Regions from separate parts of the Mus musculus genome. Here region 2 is linked to region 1. Evidence: chromatin loops called from intact Hi-C (ENCODE). Cell type or tissue: left cerebral cortex. All regions are shown on one strand. Each heading gives the region's core, and the rest is flanking DNA. Links, peaks and the distances in the headings are about the cores only.

The links. Hi-C counts contacts between places; a loop is a spot of excess contacts. Peaks named below come from ENCODE experiments on the same cell type or tissue, not always from the same donor. Only the 100,000 strongest peaks of a DNase experiment are listed, where the experiment ranks them.
Region 2: it touches region 1 in a loop (2.2-fold over the local background); 3 of 42 quality-filtered maps call a loop at or near these places.

The regions. Positions count from the first base shown.
Region 1 is chr12:52,390,124-52,398,261 of GRCm38, reverse strand. No RefSeq gene overlaps it. Among named protein-coding and RNA genes, the nearest start is that of Gm40423, 33 kb to the right of the region's middle. In left cerebral cortex, for the core only: no CTCF peak of the experiment used is centred there; DNase peaks (open chromatin) are centred at 1,864, 2,546, 3,127 and 3,652; H3K4me3 peaks cover 239 bases; H3K27ac peaks cover 972 bases.
Region 2 is chr12:52,469,520-52,477,657 of GRCm38, reverse strand. It overlaps Gm35135 (predicted gene, 35135), which reads left to right. Exons shown (of 3, transcript NR_136881.1): 3 at 1,186-1,919. Among named protein-coding and RNA genes, the nearest start is that of Gm35135, 7.0 kb to the left of the region's middle. In left cerebral cortex, for the core only: no CTCF peak of the experiment used is centred there; DNase peaks (open chromatin) are centred at 3,147 and 4,050; H3K27ac peaks cover 1,539 bases.

The DNA.
Region 1 (8,138 bases), core at 1,452-6,451:
CTGCTAGACAGCTCAGTCAAATCCATTCATGACCTTCAAACAGCCACTCACGTGGTTTTCAGGGCACAGTTCCTGAAGGTGGATGTCTATAGCCAATGGCGCTTTTCTGTGTTTATCTGTGAAATAGACTTTGGTTACCACAAGATTTTGGTTGTTGTTGGTTTTTTTGTTTTTTTTTTTTAAAGCTGAAGTTTCACTTCATCAAAAATAAAAATGAACTGTCTTGTTTCTATTCTCTCTGTCAAATGAACTTCCCATCCAGTCCAGGTCTTCACAGAAGGCCCCATGAGTCCCCACTCAACTCCTCAGACATCTTTTAAGTAGGAAGTGTCTGCTTTCTAGAAGCTCTGAGTCTTCCTGTCCTCCCACCAGCCCTTTCCTCCTGGAGTTGCCAAATACAGCACTTAGCTGTGCTGGCCTCTACAGTTTCCCCTCCCCTGGGGTACTCATATCTCAGAGCACTTTACAGCCAGTGGGCCCCCAGGAAGTGAACTCCTGCCTGCCTCCCTACTAGGCAACATCTCCCAACAGGGTCCCTCTGTTCTCCTGCCTGATGTCCATTTGGCCCACGTGGAAATTCCCATCTGTTTGCAATTGGTTTTGTTCTGCAGGAGAGAGGTGGGTGTTGGACAACTGGGTTGCATTTATCAGGGTCATTCAGGGTCTGGTTTGGAGGGAAGGTTGGGGGCCAGATGTGGAACACTTCTAGAGGCTAAAAAGTATAACCTGTGGAGTTTAGAAGATTGTTTGGAGGGTTTTTGATTTTGGTCATAGAAGGAGTTGAGGTCAGATACCACAGCTGAGGGCAATTCCACATGAACGCTATGTGTCCCCTCAAAGACAGATCCAGTCTTCCAGAGAGAAAGTAGAGGTTGGGGCCCTGTGTCCAGGGCATACCTGCCTTTCCAGCTGACTTAACCCCTCAAGTGAGGATACAAATTTGGCATAATTTCATAAGTCCACTGAGGAACACACTGCGGGAATTCGTGGACTAACTTTTCAGATTTATTTTCACTATAAATTATGGATTTCTTTTTAAAGCAATGTCTTTATTGAGATATACTCTCTATCCAATAAAAGACCCTCTAAACTTTGTAATTTAGGGTAAGGGGTAGACAGTACTCGCCTAGCTTGCACAAAGTCCTGGGTTTGACCCCCAGCTCTGCTAAAGTATATGATACAGGGGATTTGGGTATTTGTAGAGTTGGGCAAATATTACTTCTCTAATTTTAGAATATTTGTATCATTCTACTCTAAACATTCTGTAGCCATTTATCCCAACTTCCCACTCTCTTCCCTGAGTCCTCAGAAACCAACAACCTGCCTTCTGTTTCTGACCACAAGTTTCTGGCCACCACCCAGTGACTTTAGGTATCCCCGTAGACAAACGCAAAGCCAAATGTGCACCGGGATTGATCACACTCCTCAGAAACCATTGCTGTGTTTCTCAGGCTCTAGCAAACCCAGCCTCATTCTCCCTATCACTGAAAAGAACAGATGGCTGAAGCCGTCTCCAGGCCAAGGCTGTGCCTCTGTATTGCCAAACATGCTGATGAGCCCTGTAACTCAGCCCGGAGTCACTAGGAAAACAAATGCGGAAATACCTGGACAGCGCCAAAGCAGCACAGGCATTTCCCAGCTCTCCCGCCACACCACGTTGCAGCTGCATGGGTGACTCCTGACACAGTGACCCTTAGTGGAAATGGGTCTGTGCATGCCAGATGACTCAGGGTCAGGACTGGCCTGAGTGGACTGGCAGTGCTAAGAACGGGCAGCGGTGCTGATTTCAGATGAAGTTCCCAATATGAGTAGGTGAAGGGGCTGGAGCCCGAGGCCTCAGGGCTAGGGAACAGATTGTTCATGAGCTAAGTAGACAGCTAAGCACTTAACACGAGGAGCACAGGGAAGCAGCAGCATGGACCGCAGGAGGCTGAGAGCTGCCGCCACCTCGCTTGGGAACAGCAGCCAGTTCAGGGGCTGCTTGCTGCTTGGAAGCATTTTTACAGGCACAGAGGATCTGTGGCACTCTGAATTGAGAATCCCTGATGGAACACAACTGGGCGGGTGTAGATCTTCCTGCAGCAGCTCAGCCTCTTCAGAAAAGGAAAACGAGTGAAGAAAACATTTGTATTTCCAAGAATACCATAGCAGCTTCCCTTGGAGGGAACACTTCATGATACAGCTATAGTACTTGTTAGCATGTGACTTTTCCAGCCCAGAGCATGGGCTTCTGCAAGGAGAGTCTGTGTCGTTTCATTTTTATAAGCTTGGCATATAGTAATTACCAGTAAAGCCTCATTTATTGGGTGAAAAATTTCAAGTATCTATTTCTAACGTTTTTTTCCCCCAAAGAACTCTGTAGCATTAAAAAAAAATCCTTCCTCCAAAAATCACTGTATTAAGAAGGGCAGTTAAAATAAAGTGCAAATGTGTGCTTTTAAGCATGCTATTCTTATCAAGGAAGACACAGTGCTGTGCGATGCATCCATGAGGAGAATCTGTGAGCTGAATAAAGATGTTTAAAACCATAGAAGACTGGATCTAAGACCATAGAGCCAGGCCCTTAACAACAAATACCTGGAATACATGTGAGCCCTCCCTTCCACACCTAGGAAAGACGCTGCCAATCATGTCTGGCTGTTTCCCACCAAATGTAGGCTTAAGTGTAGACTCGTCACCAGCACTTTTTCACAGGACTGTTCCTGGGTGGTTGGTGAGGAAACATACACAGTAACTTGTCAGCCCAGGACAGACAGGACCTTGAAACCCCTTGAGGTCATCTTGGGGGGTGGGGGTGGGGGGTGGGGAAGGGCACTTGAGAGGAGCCTACTGGACTCCTGAGATGCACAGCCTGTTGTCTGCATGCAGAGTGACTTTATTCTAATTCAAGGACTCCTGCTGCGACTGGATCTGAGGCCCAGACAGGCAAAGGTCCGGCTTATCAAGAGATTCAAGGACCGAGACAGCCAGAGCCTAGAAGTCAGGTGAGCCAACCAAGCCAGTTATTTTCAAATCTGAGTGTGGAGGAATAGGCAGTTAGCTGAGGAGGACATAAATAGTATTCATTTCTTCCCAGCTGGGTGAATAATTGCATCTACCCAGGAAACCTGCCTCAGAGACAAGCTGCCTGTTCCTAAGGATGCGCTGCCCATGCAGAAACACGGGTGGATACAATCTGATAGTACTAGTATCGTCTGCCCCTGTGACAGTGGGGAGGATAGACTTCAGAAAGAAGAGTTCCTGTCTGGATTCTGGCAAAGCAGAGTTAGGGAGAGATCTTTCTTCCCTTGGCTCCCAAGAAGGGGAAAACAGAAAATTACAGTCACACGCTGTATAACGTCTCAAAAAGCAGCAGACAGCACACAAGATGGCAGTCCCGGAGACTCTGTCATCTAGGGACATTGCAGCTGTCTTAGTTTGTGTGAATATATTCTATGATGCTCACAGGATTTTTCAAAATCTAGCCCTGTGGTTCTCTGAACATGTGACTCAACTGTAAGGATTGCCCTTTCTTTGGCCTTTGGTGTGAACCTGAAGTGTTTACACCGGTCTTCAGCGTGACTCCTGAGAACATGGGGTTTCAGTTTCTTCATGGGTAGAGGAATTCAAAGCCAGATAGGCTACATGACTGCACCACTGATGTACAGTGAGCCAGCTGGGATCAGAACACGGGCTCTCTTTGTTCAAGACGCTAATCTCACTGAACGGCGCTGACTTGCCTAAGCTGCCGGTAGAAAGGCTGCTACATCCTTGAATGCCTGAATGCCTAACAGTGACATCATTGTAACCAGAACGGCCCTGAAGAGAAGTGGGTAGGAACTGCCATGTGTCTAATTTTTATGGCACTTTGCCTCTAAGAGCTAGAAGTATTTTCTTGCCATGTAATAAAGGGACTTGATAAATGAAAGCGTTCAGTGTTCATAACATTCTTCCAACACTATTTGATTAATGCTGTTTGATTAAGCATCAGAAGAGTCAGTATATGGGGCACTGGCATAGTGTACACACTGCTGCCTCCGGCTTGGGCAAGAGAATAAGGAAAACACTCAGAAAGTGGGGGTAGGCCCACTGATACCCCAGGGCGCTGACCTGTAAATGGAGGCATGAATCTGTGTCGCACACTCAGGGCTGTCTTGAGACTTACTTCAGATGGCGTGTATCTTGAAGAGAGCTACAACATTTTGCTGGGAGGTCAAGTCTGTTGGGCAGTGGGGTTTAGGTGAGCTGAAGAGGACTGAACCATGACACTGATAACCATCACTGCCATCGGGGAACGCTCCAAAAATGCCAGCTAAGCTGGTTGCTTTCCCTTTCTGACTCAGAAAGACCAAGGTTGCCTCAGAGCCCACTCCCAACCTCTTTTCCTTCTTCATGAGCTTGGGACCCTCAGCTGGGCTTAGCCTCTGGCAGCTTCCTTAGCAATGAACTACAGCTTGCCAGGAGGTCAGACACAAAACGCCGTTGCAACAGCAATAGCAAAAGCTGAGCAAATGGCCCCAAAGGGCTCATGAAAGCAGGCCGCCTGTCTGAGGATGACACCAGAGAGATAAACCACAGCAGTGAGGCTCCAGGTTCTCCAGATCAGGAGCTGAGCAGGCAGGGCTGGCACAAGCATCACCAGTACAGTCGCCCTCCCAGAGCAGTGTTTGGAAAGAGAAGACTTTTGTATGAAGGTGAAGATTGCTAAGACCATGAAGAACAGTCATTGGGGATTAGAGAGACCTCTTAATGGTTAAAAGAACTTTCGGCTCAATTAGCAGAACCTGAGTTCAGATCCTAGCATCCACGCTGGGAGGCTCACAAAAGTCTTTAACTCCAGCTCCAAAGACTCTAATGTCCTCATCTGGCCTCTGCAGGCACTTGCACATACATATGCATGCATGCATGCATACATACATACATACATACATAGACACACACACACACGTACACCAGCCAATGATAGATAAATAAATAAATAAGTAAATAAATAAATAAATAAAGCCTTTGGGAAGCACTGTGAAGGCAGGACTGCGAGGCCGTAGAGATGGCTGCCAAAAGCTAGCACATAAAATAATAAGAATAAAGTTGGGTGTAGTGGCACATGACTTTAATTTCAGCACTTGGGGAGGCTTGAAGCAAGCAGATCTGTGAGTCTGAGGCCAGTCTGGTGTACAGAGCGAGTTCCGGCACAACCAGGACTGCTACACAGAGAAACCCTGTCTCAAAAAACAAGAATAATGACAACAATAGCAACAACAACAGCAACAAATTTTTCTATACCCCCTCCAGTGAGGTTCTCCCTCCCTTTTTAAAGTGCCTGGTCTTGAACTCAGTCCAAAAGGGACTCAACATGCTCAAGGCAGCAGGAGTTCAGTGAGCCTTGACCCAGGGTGTTAGTGTTTCACCACTGACAAACCAGTGTCCACGGCTTCACTGCTTGTAGGGGCGTTTTCTGAGTCAGGACGTCTTAGTGCACTGGCTCAGGCATGAGGAAGAGGAAAGGACAGTGCCCTACAACAAGGCAGAGAACCTCATGCCAAAGGACACAAACAAGGTTGCCTTAGAGACCACACCCACCCTCCTTTCCTCATCTCACAGTGGCAAGGAAGCAGAGAGGGCAGAGCGGTCTCAGAGACAAGAAATAACCTTGAAAGTGTCCTGTACTCACAGTGACCTATTCCCTTCAACTAGGTCTAATCCCTAATAGCCCATGCAGCTATGAACCAATCAGTGGACCAATCCATCGTCTAGGAGGCAGGCCTTGGAGATCGGAGCTTGAAGGATATCTCAATCCAAACTGTAACTGCTGCCTACCTGGAACCTAACGCTTTTACCAAAGTAAGCAGGTGGCTCGTGTACTGGAGAAGCAGCCGCTTGGGGGACTAAGCAGAAAGTCCAGAGGAAGACAGCCCTAGGGAAGACAAGAGAATCAGAACAGCAGAAAGATCTTTAAAAAAAACAAAAACAAAACAAAGATTTATGTATTTTATGTATAAGAGAGCTCACTCTGTGTGTACACCTGCATGCCAGAAGAAGGCATCCGATCATACTATAGGCGGTTGTGAGCCACCCATGTGGACCTCTGGAAGAACAGACAGTGCTCCTCTTAGTGACCGCTAAGCCATTCCTCCAGCCCCACATCAGGAAGACCTATATCATGAAGGGTTCTGCCTCACCTGCCACCCCCACTGTAGCCACAGGTTCCCTGGAACTTGCAGCTCGCACTTTTAAAATGGACCTCTAGCCGAGACTAGCCTGACACTTCTTCAAAATATCTTCCAGCTATACCCTTTCCCTTCATTCATTCACCCCTTAGCCTCTCACGCTGGGACACTTACAATGGCTACAATGTGCCATTCTCAGGACAGCCACCTTCTTTCCAGTCTTCCCTCTTCCTAAACTGCCTTCAAATCAACATTAAACTCTCCTATTCAAAGCTCTATACGGATGTCCTCCTAGGTAGTATCTGAAGCTCAGACATCTTTGTCTGGCTTCCAAAATCTTCCAGAAAACCCAGCCTAACTTCTCACACTCATGGGGGCTGGGGTAAGAGTTCTTGTATTCTCCACCTATAATTCCTTCCTCCTCCTCCTCCTCCTCCTCCTCCTCCTCCTCCTCCTGCTCCTCCTCCTCCTCCTCCTCCTCCTCCTCCTCCTCCTCCTCCTCCTCCTCCTTCTCCTCCCCGTCCTCATTCTGGACTCATCTCTGGCTTCACTTCTTAGTCCTTGTCCCTGCAAAGCCCTCCTACTCTGCCTCCTCAGCTTCTTCTTCAGGTACACCCTTGGCCTCCTCAGTCCTCTCAGGCTTCCAGGATCTCTTCTCTGGCTGAATGTGGCACTTAATGAGTTTCTGATAGTTTCCTTTACCTGATTGACATGCAAGGAATCAGAGACCGGGGTTCCCCTTTGCATGGCCTCCAGAGAATCAGGACAGAGAATAATAGCACAGAGACAGGGAAGGGTGATAATTCATACTTGTTGATTTTCTAAGTCAAGGGTGAGCCTGAAGTGTCATCCAACTATACAACAAATGCCTATTGACTGTCAGCTATGTGCCGTGGTCTGCGCCAGTGATCAGAATCTGAAAACGACAGTCAGAGGAAGCCCTTACATTGGTGGATGCGAGATAGACAGTTTAACAAGCAGTTCCAGTCCAGGATGGCCCGAGGGTACCACGCTAGGGGACAGATAGCATGCTAGGAGAGACCATAATGAAGGCACCTAACATAGTTGGGGCATAATGGAAGGTTTCTCTGAATTAGTATTTCTTAAAATAAGAAAAGAGTGTCTTAAAATAGCTAGAAGAGTTTTAGCATGGCTTGATCATTTGGTAGACATTTTAATTTAATTTTTCTCCCATCTACTTAAGACTTACTTTTACGCTGTAAATAGTTATTAAATGGTAATGGAATTGTCTGTGCACACTATTACCTAGATATACCTATTTATCCATATAAGTGACTTAAGGTCATATCTTCCTTAAATAGAAGTCATAAGGGAAAGTGAGTCAGCTAGACCCACAAGCATGAGTATGGAATGGAGACGGAGTAAGGTGAATTAGCCAAGTGTACTCCAGGAAGACCTGTTTGCTTGCTAGATGGGACCATAGTGAAAGCCTGGAGAGCCATCTTCTGTAAGATCTCTGTAGAGTTCATGCTGAACCGCCTGAGATGTTTGGGGTTGTGTTACTTACAAGTGGAGGGTGGGGAGGAAGAGGGAGGGGAGAGGAAGGGACTCGGTGCTCCCTTACTGCACACTCCTCCGGGCCACTGGGTCCTTGTACACCATTGCTATTCATAGCACTTCCTTTTCAGCCAAAATGTGGGAACAATCTGACTGCCAAGCTATTATGACTAGAATGAAGAGGCTGTCTCTATACAAATCTGTACCCACCCCCTTCCTATTACTGAGAGCCAAAGGACTGAGGCCCAGCCCAGCTGGGTCTTCACACGTGCAATAATCTGGGCAGTCCATTCCCCAAATAGAAAGAAGGCAGGATTTATAGGACACTCATTTTCCTGAACTAAGAGTCACAGCTTGGATGTGCTGCCGTTTTATTATGCTGCTTCTGGGTTATTTATTTAATATTGTTTCATTAAAATTTAAAGAACACAACTGGTTTTTACAAATAAAACATGAACTGCCAGAGTGCAAAAA
Region 2 (8,138 bases), core at 1,189-6,188, 80 kb before region 1:
ATGCAACTTGGCCTGAAATTTTTGAATTTAATAATCTAATTTCTGAGAGACTTTGGGGGCACTTAAACAACTTTGGGAGTAATTACAGTTTCAGGAGATCCTACTAATGCTGAGGGGAGTGTGCACACGCATATGCACACACACACACACACACACACACATTCACAGAGGGAGACAGACAGACATGTTTTGGTAGAATGTATCTATTTTGTAACTATAGGATACATTTAAATTTCTTTGAATTGTTTCTCTATGTTCAGACTTTTATATTCTAAATAATTCCTCACAGCAATTCCTTGAAGCAACTGTAGTTATATATATATATTTGCTTTGCAGTTAAAGAAAATGAGGTTCACCCAAAGTTAAACAATTTATCAACAGATTCATAGCTGGTACTGGTGGGTTCAGAATTTTACCCAGGCAACTGTGTTCTATTTCTGACATGTTTACAGCATATGGTATGTGTGTGTGTGTGTGCTTATATGTGTGTGCATATATAGTGCATATATTCATATATATATATATACATATATATTACCTTCCAAAATCAACTCCCTTTCTATTTTCCCAAGATGACTCTATAGTGGTGATTCTAGCTCCTGCCAAGTTACCATTAGCTGTCAAGAAAATGAGGTGGTCCTCTCTACAGTCAGCAATATAAAACATTTAAAAGAGATCTGAAAAAGGATCAGTTAACTTGTGATTCTCTGTACTGTATTAAAGACAACTTACTTCACTTGGTACTTCCGGTGGCATGCTTAATGCTACATTCAACCTGTTGTTTTCAATGGGGATTTCCTTAACTTTATGAAAGCAGAGCTCGGTGGCTCAGGGTTGTGGGTCCTTTCTAAAACGTGTGTGCATGTTTGTGACTGTGCAGTCTCTTCTTTCCTGGTCCTCCTTTGCTTGAGGCAGGGCTTCCCGCTGTTCATCACTGTATGCACTAAGCTAGCTGGACTGCATGCGATAGGGATTCACCCATCTACCTCTGCCTCCTCTCTTGTCATAAGCACTCGAGGATTACAGGTATGAGCTACCACAACCCCCTTTATGTAGTTCTGGGGATCTGAACTCTGATCCTCACGCTTTCATGACAAACACTCGAGCCCCCGAACCATCTCCCTCCCCTGTTATGGTTTCCATGAAGAGATTCCAAGTCTTTTTTTTTTTTTTTTTTTTTTGCAGTAACACAAATTTTTTTAATATCATCACTCAGAAGACTGAAGCAAGAGGATTTCCCGGACAAGGATGAGGTACATGAAGTGCATGAGGCACACACAGGCAAAGGCTACAAATGAACAACAAAGTCCCCTTGGTTTTGCATCCTGATAGAGTGATCTGTGATGCTTTACAAACAACTTGGGCTTACAGAGCCTGCACCCCAAAGGGCCAGCCTCACAGAAGACAATTGCTGTTGCATGACTCACTGCCTAACAGACTGTGAACTGCCTAGGGGGATGGGAAAGCTCTGCGTAGAATTTACGAGAGGTGGTCGTAAGACAGAATTTGTGTTCGCATCTCTGCCTTGATGTGGCTGCAAGAAACATCACCATCTGGAGCTGGAACGCTTGGCCCAGAATGGACTTGTTAGCTGTGGACACTCATCTCTTGTGCCTAGGGGCCAAGGGGTTTGAGTCCCAGTAGAGATACTGAGGACTCCCAGAAACTCTCATGCAAATCCAAGCATCTTAAGGGCACAGCCAGCTGGAGGAACCTGTTCTCCTGAACGCCTTATGGGGCACTGCGATTTTGTATTACCTGCTCTCATACATATCTCATACCTTGGCACAGTGACAATGACCAAGATCTCTTACTTTCAGTTTATTTGAATCTTAAGGCAAAAACAGTCAAAGAAGTTTCTGGGAAACCCTGGGAAGGCTAAAAAGATTTTTAATAAACCATGTGATGTCTAAAATTCCTAAAAATACAAGTGTGTTTTCAAAATTATCCCCACTAATAATCACATTCTTACTGTCTACAAGTCCATCCTATATTTCATAAAACATTTTATTATTTCCTTATTGGATAATGGTTACTCCTGAACCTGTGGTCCGATTAGAAGGTTTGGCAGATGGCACTTTCAATTTAAATGGATTTTTATGCCATTAAAAAGAATGTTTGCTCTGCCTAAGAAAAGCATTGACTCTAAAAGTCATAGGCTCCAGGCCATTTCCTGTGGGATTTTCTTCCACCATCCTTCCAATTAGTCAGTCAAAGTGATGTTTCTCTAAACACACTCATTTATCTCTCTCTGGAGGGTTGCCTTCTATCCCAACCAAGTAAGAAGATCTTGGAAAATAAAGAAAGCTCTCTATATGCCCACTCCCCCATCCAATATTTATGATTAATCACAGTGCCTCACTGAGTGACAAGAGGAAAAAAAGCCACTGTTTCCTTGTTCATCTCCCATAGAAAACCATTTGTTGCAGCTTGAGTCAGAGCCAACTTCTATTGTTTTGGCAATAATTAGTCAAATTATACCAATCACTAGTAAAAATAACAGAAATTGTATAATTGTAATTTAGACCGATGACCTTGGACTTATGAAAATAGAATGTTGGGGTACTGCCTTGCATAATATATCATTACAATTCTATACTGCTAAACTCAAAGGTTTTATATTAGTTTATTAATTTACAGTACCTTTGACATAAACTTTAAAAGTAACAAAACTATGTTAAGTTCCACAAAATGCTCAAGAAGCACTTTATTTTAGACAAGTCAGTCCATTATTCAAATAAAACAAGACCATCATGCAAACAACAACCTTAGATATTTCACAAATATAGATCGATTTGGCAGAAAACATCTTGATTGCACTGTTTCTGAGAACTGGCTCTGGTTCAAATTATTGACCGATGAAAGCAAAGCGACATCGTTTCTAGTCAGAGAGATGTTGAAACTGTTCTACACACACTGTCAGTGGCGTTCACTGTGAGTAACAGAATGAGCCCGTGTGCATACAAAAACAAACCTCAGGCTGGATGCTTCACAGCAACCAAACGATGGATAAAAGACTCTTCCAGCACAGTAGGCAAATTTCTCCTTTAATAGACAGCCAGGAAAAAGCAATATTTCAGTGTTTGCTTTCCTTCCTCTGAGCGAGAAGGTTTCACTGGGACTTATTTTACTTCCTTTTTTCTCTGTCCTATTTTCTTGGCCCTCACAGTCAGCTCCAGTAGCAACTCGACAATACCACTTTGCACTTGCCCAAAGCGCCTTTTCTCTAAAACTCTCAGCTGTGGTCTATGCGAGGAGAGTATAAAGCAGGAGAAACAACACAAACATCCAAGTTCATCCTCTCATACAAATGTTTGAGAGACCTAGAATCATATTAACTCAGGGCAGGGACCGGAGGAGCTCCCGCCCCCTCCCCCTTCCACGCCTCCCCGCTCCGTCTAGATAAAAACCCAAACAAATGAGCAAACAAAGTCTCAGAAAAAAAAAAAAAAATGTTTAGTAGCCATGAGGCCTCGGGTAAGACTAGCCATTATCTTGAGCTCTGTCCCACATATAAAACAGGGCGTGCCTTCATGAGGATGTGAGGAGTAACCAGCTGGAGTCTCCTAAAGCAAAACTGGGGGAGGGGGTGTCCAGACTTTTAAAGTTCTGAAAATAAGTCTGAAGAGGGTACCTAAAAACTATTCATGTTTCTGGAATAGGGAATGCTTTAACTTTTATCATCTTTTTTTTTTTAATTAAAAAATGAAAGGGCTCACTTGTTTAGGGAAGACATATCTCAAAATTAAAATGTCTTAGAAAATAAAACTTAAAAGATGGCCGATGCTCTCTCTAGCGCCAGAAATTTTTGTTAATGAAAGAACGTTTTTTAAAAATGTCAATGCACTGTTGTAGGGTAAAGACTGTTATGAGACACAGCAGTCGAAACTTCTAGGAACCTAGTACCTGCATTCCTCCTTTCCCTTGACCTTTGTCACTGATAATGGCTTTTAAACATAGAGCAGTTTCCCCTTCATATTCTGCTAAAGATGCAAATTTTTTTTTCAGGGTTTATCAGCTAATTAGAACAGTTGGTTTGTGTGGGCTGGAAATTTCTCATTTCTCAGCCCAGATTTTGAATCTACTGAACTTGAAATAAAATACATATAACTGTCTACTCCTACAGCAAAAGAAACATAGAAAAGAGAAAGGCAAATATGCTGAAGTGTGTGTGTGTGTGTGTGTGTATGTGTGTGTGTGTGTTCCTATGAGGGTCAGAAGAGTTTGTTAGATACCCTAGAACTAGAGATACAGGTAGTTATGAGTTGCCCAATATAGGTGTTTGTAAGCTTAGGTCCTCTGGAAGAACAGCAAGTGCTCTTAACCACACAGCCATCTTTCCAGCTTCACAAGCTTTTATTATAAACATCTATTTCTTCTAGATTTAAGAAAATATGAATTTTGAAAAAATTGCCAATCAGTGTATATATAAATTACTATATTATCTTCTTTAAGTACACACAACAAATCAAATACAACACATATAATAAGATAGCATATCATGACAAAGATTTATCCTAGGAATACTAGACTGGCTGAATACTGAAAAATCTATCGATAGATATGCTCATCTCAATATTTATGCACAATGCTTTCAGTAACCAATAAATGAATAAATGAATGAATAAATAAAATGTCTCTAGGCAATAAAGAGCACCTACACTAGACCTTGAGCTAGAATCATATTAAATGCTGAAAGAAAAGACTTTTTTCTCCCTATAAGCAAGAATATGATAAGGAAGTCTGTTCTCACCACTCCACTTAGCATCCTACTGAAGGTCTTAGCAAACACACAACAGTAGACAATAAAAATGCAGATGAATAGAAAATAAGTAAAATGTTCTCTGATTAAAGATAAATGGAGGGTAACAACAACATTAGTTATTAGGGTAATGCTTATTAAAACTATACTTACATACAGCTACATACTCATTACAGAAGTTTAAAGCACAGATAAAGTACTAGTTGGTGTGAGGAGCAATGGAACCCTGTTGGTTGTGGTGGAAAAAAATGTTGGTGGACCCACTGTTGGGGCTGGGACTAAGACCTTGGAGAGGGGCTGAAGATAAAGCCATGAATGTCAATTTTGACAACAAAGTAACTGTGTGTCAAAGTAACAACCCCAAAGTATGAAAGTTCTCTAGGTCCCTGATGTACATATAAAGAGTGAGCTGGCACACACGGATAAAAACAGAGAAAACTGGAACGGTGTATACCAACATATGAACATCAATCATCGCCTTAATGTGTATTTCAGCAGACTAAATCTGCTTCCCAGTCTCTTTCTGAGATTTTAAAATAATCCCGGATTAGCCTGTGTGGTGGTTTGAATAGGACCCATAGGGAGTGGCACTGTTGGGAGGTGTGGCCTTGTTGGAGGAAGTGCGTCACTGTAGGGGGTGGGCTTTCAGACCATCCTCCTAGCTGCTTTCAAGACAGTCTTCTATCTAAGACAGCCTGCATTGCTTTTGTTTTTTGTTTTTTGGTTTTTTTTTAGAAGAAAAGAAAGTCATTTTGTTTCTATCTGTTCATGTGAGTTCATAGACCTGGTCAAGAGTGCAAGTGCTTTTCAGAGGCCTCTAGATTCCAGACTTGCTCCACTCGTGGGTTCTCCCTCCCTTTATTCTCTGTAAGAGTTTCAGCAAGGCAGTCCTCACTTTAAAAGCTGGGTTGATTGACTAACGCCTACTCTGTTGTTTCTCTGGTCTAGTTCTGACTTAATAAGCCTGGCCCAAAGCTGACTGAACTGTTATTACAAGCCAGGAACTGTTAGGAGCTCTGCAGAATTTCTTTCACAATCCTAGAACTTTTGGATGATGCACCTTTCAGCTCTCAATTTAGAGATGATCACGGCCATCAACTAAAGTTGCGTAAATCCAGCATCCAGATTCCTAACCATCTTGGTGAAGCGAGCTGTTGGGAAACCTGGCATCTGAAAGAAAGCTGTCTTCTAAAGTCCTAAAGCTTGGCTTGCTGCTTGTTAGTTGTATAATATCAGAAACATTGATTAGCCTCCCTGAACCTGTTCTTACCTCTTTGCCTGTCATAGGGACTTTCAATTCACACCAAGGGGACTGCCTACCTGCTCAGTAACAGAACCAGGTTCTTCTTGCTTCTAGTTCACTGCTCTCTGATTCCCTCACCCAAGTATATCTTCCCTTCTCTTTTCATCTTCTCGTCCTCTATCCAATGAGACTCAGCCTAAGACTCAGGATCTAAAAGAATAGATGATCACTAATAATTCTACGGACATTTATTTTACCACCAGTTAAGATATATGGTTACTTACATTTTAATTATCCTTTGCTTTATTGGGTTTAGTTATTTGTTTCTCAAGACATGGTCTAACTCTGTAGCTCAGGCTAGTCTCAAATTGTGGCAATCTTCTTGCCCCAGCATCCCAAATTAGGAGAACTATAGGCATGTACCAACTTGCCATTTGATTATTTTTAAATGTAAGTGAATCGGATAAAATGAAGTTTAAAATGATGCTTTTCATTTGCACTAGCCATTTTCAGGGTTGGACAGCACCAACATAGACTGTATCGTTTACCTTCCAACGAATATGGAAGCCCAATAGTATCCAACAGTGACAGCATAGGAGAAACTCAGATTAGTACTGTTTTGCCTTGACGAGTCATTATTTGATGAGAAAAATAACATGAACCTAAGCTCTGAAATACTGATTAAACTATACATGCAATTGTAACTTTAGTTGCAAAAGATCAAATTTCTAAAGAGCCAGACCATTTCCACCTTTCAAAAAAGAGAAACAAAACAATTATTCTGCCAGTGATATCTTCAGGTGATGTCTTCTGTGACACATGCAATTACACAGGATCTTAGATGTGGAAATGCCTATGTGAACTACTCTCCTGCAAACCTTCCCTAAAATCATGCTCTAATAAGATGTCAGTGTGCCTGGCAAACATTGCCCAGCAACCTGCAGTATCGCAGTAGAGGTCAAATGAACTTGTTTACCTAATTGCAAAGGTGCTGAAGGTCAAGTGATTTAGCCAAGGTTACCTTGCAGCGTTACTACAGGATCCAAGCGTCCTTGGACACCTGAGCCTCTACATTAGCCCCTCTTCATGAAGTACTGAAGCTCAAACCCCTCCCATACCCTTAGGACATTTTATACCCACTAATGATACCACTTATTCTGAGTGCCTACAATTTGAAAGCTCTCTGCAAAAGTGGAAGCGGAGGCCAATGAAACCCCCCTAACTCTGTCACATAAACAGCTCTGGGCCACTTGAGTTGCTGCAGACAGGAAAGGACTCACACACAGTAAAACCAGGCCAGGCTTCTACCATTCCACTAACTCTGCTGCAGGCAAGCATATTGCTAAGCAATTGCATAAAATTGGTAAATCTGCATTACTACCCCCATCCCCACCATATGCTAAGAGGTTTCTCCAAATGATAACACACACAAAAATCCATATCTCAGACAGGAGGGAGCTAGGAGGGTGGCTTCGGGGATATGAGGATTGAGATGCTCATACAAGATAAATTGCTTTTTGATAATTAGATTTGAGGCAATTTTTTTCCTCTTCTGACTCCATTGTTTAGTATAATTCAGAAAGGACTTAAAATTCCAAGGAGACAAATGTCTTCTCGACGTGCTCAATCTCTTTACAATTATATCCGAGATAACTCAACGAGAAATTTCGTGAAATGTATTTGATGGGCTTATTTGCCAAATATTTTCAATATTAAAGTGGTTCATTTTTTTCAACCAAACTATAATAAAGACTTGATGAAGAAAGTTAATCCAGAGCATGTCATAATTAACATTCTAAAAGAAAGAAGGGGGCATAGATGCGCATTGCAACAAATGCAACTAGCAAAATGTACCTGATTCCATGTTTTAAGGATTCCCAGATAGATCCTGAAATCATAGTATAAATAATCAGTCCCAATTATTAAAACAGAAATTTAACAAGGCACAAAATTAAAGTGCATGCATACTGTGTTGACCTCACTCTCATTCATTAACAATTATTAAAAATGCTTTCTGCTGACCTTGTACTTCAGATTCGCGATGACTTCTTTCTCTCTCTTCCTTCCTTCCTTCCTTCCTTCCTTCCTTCCTTCCTTCCTTCCTTCCTTCCTCTCTCTCTCTCTCTCTCTCTC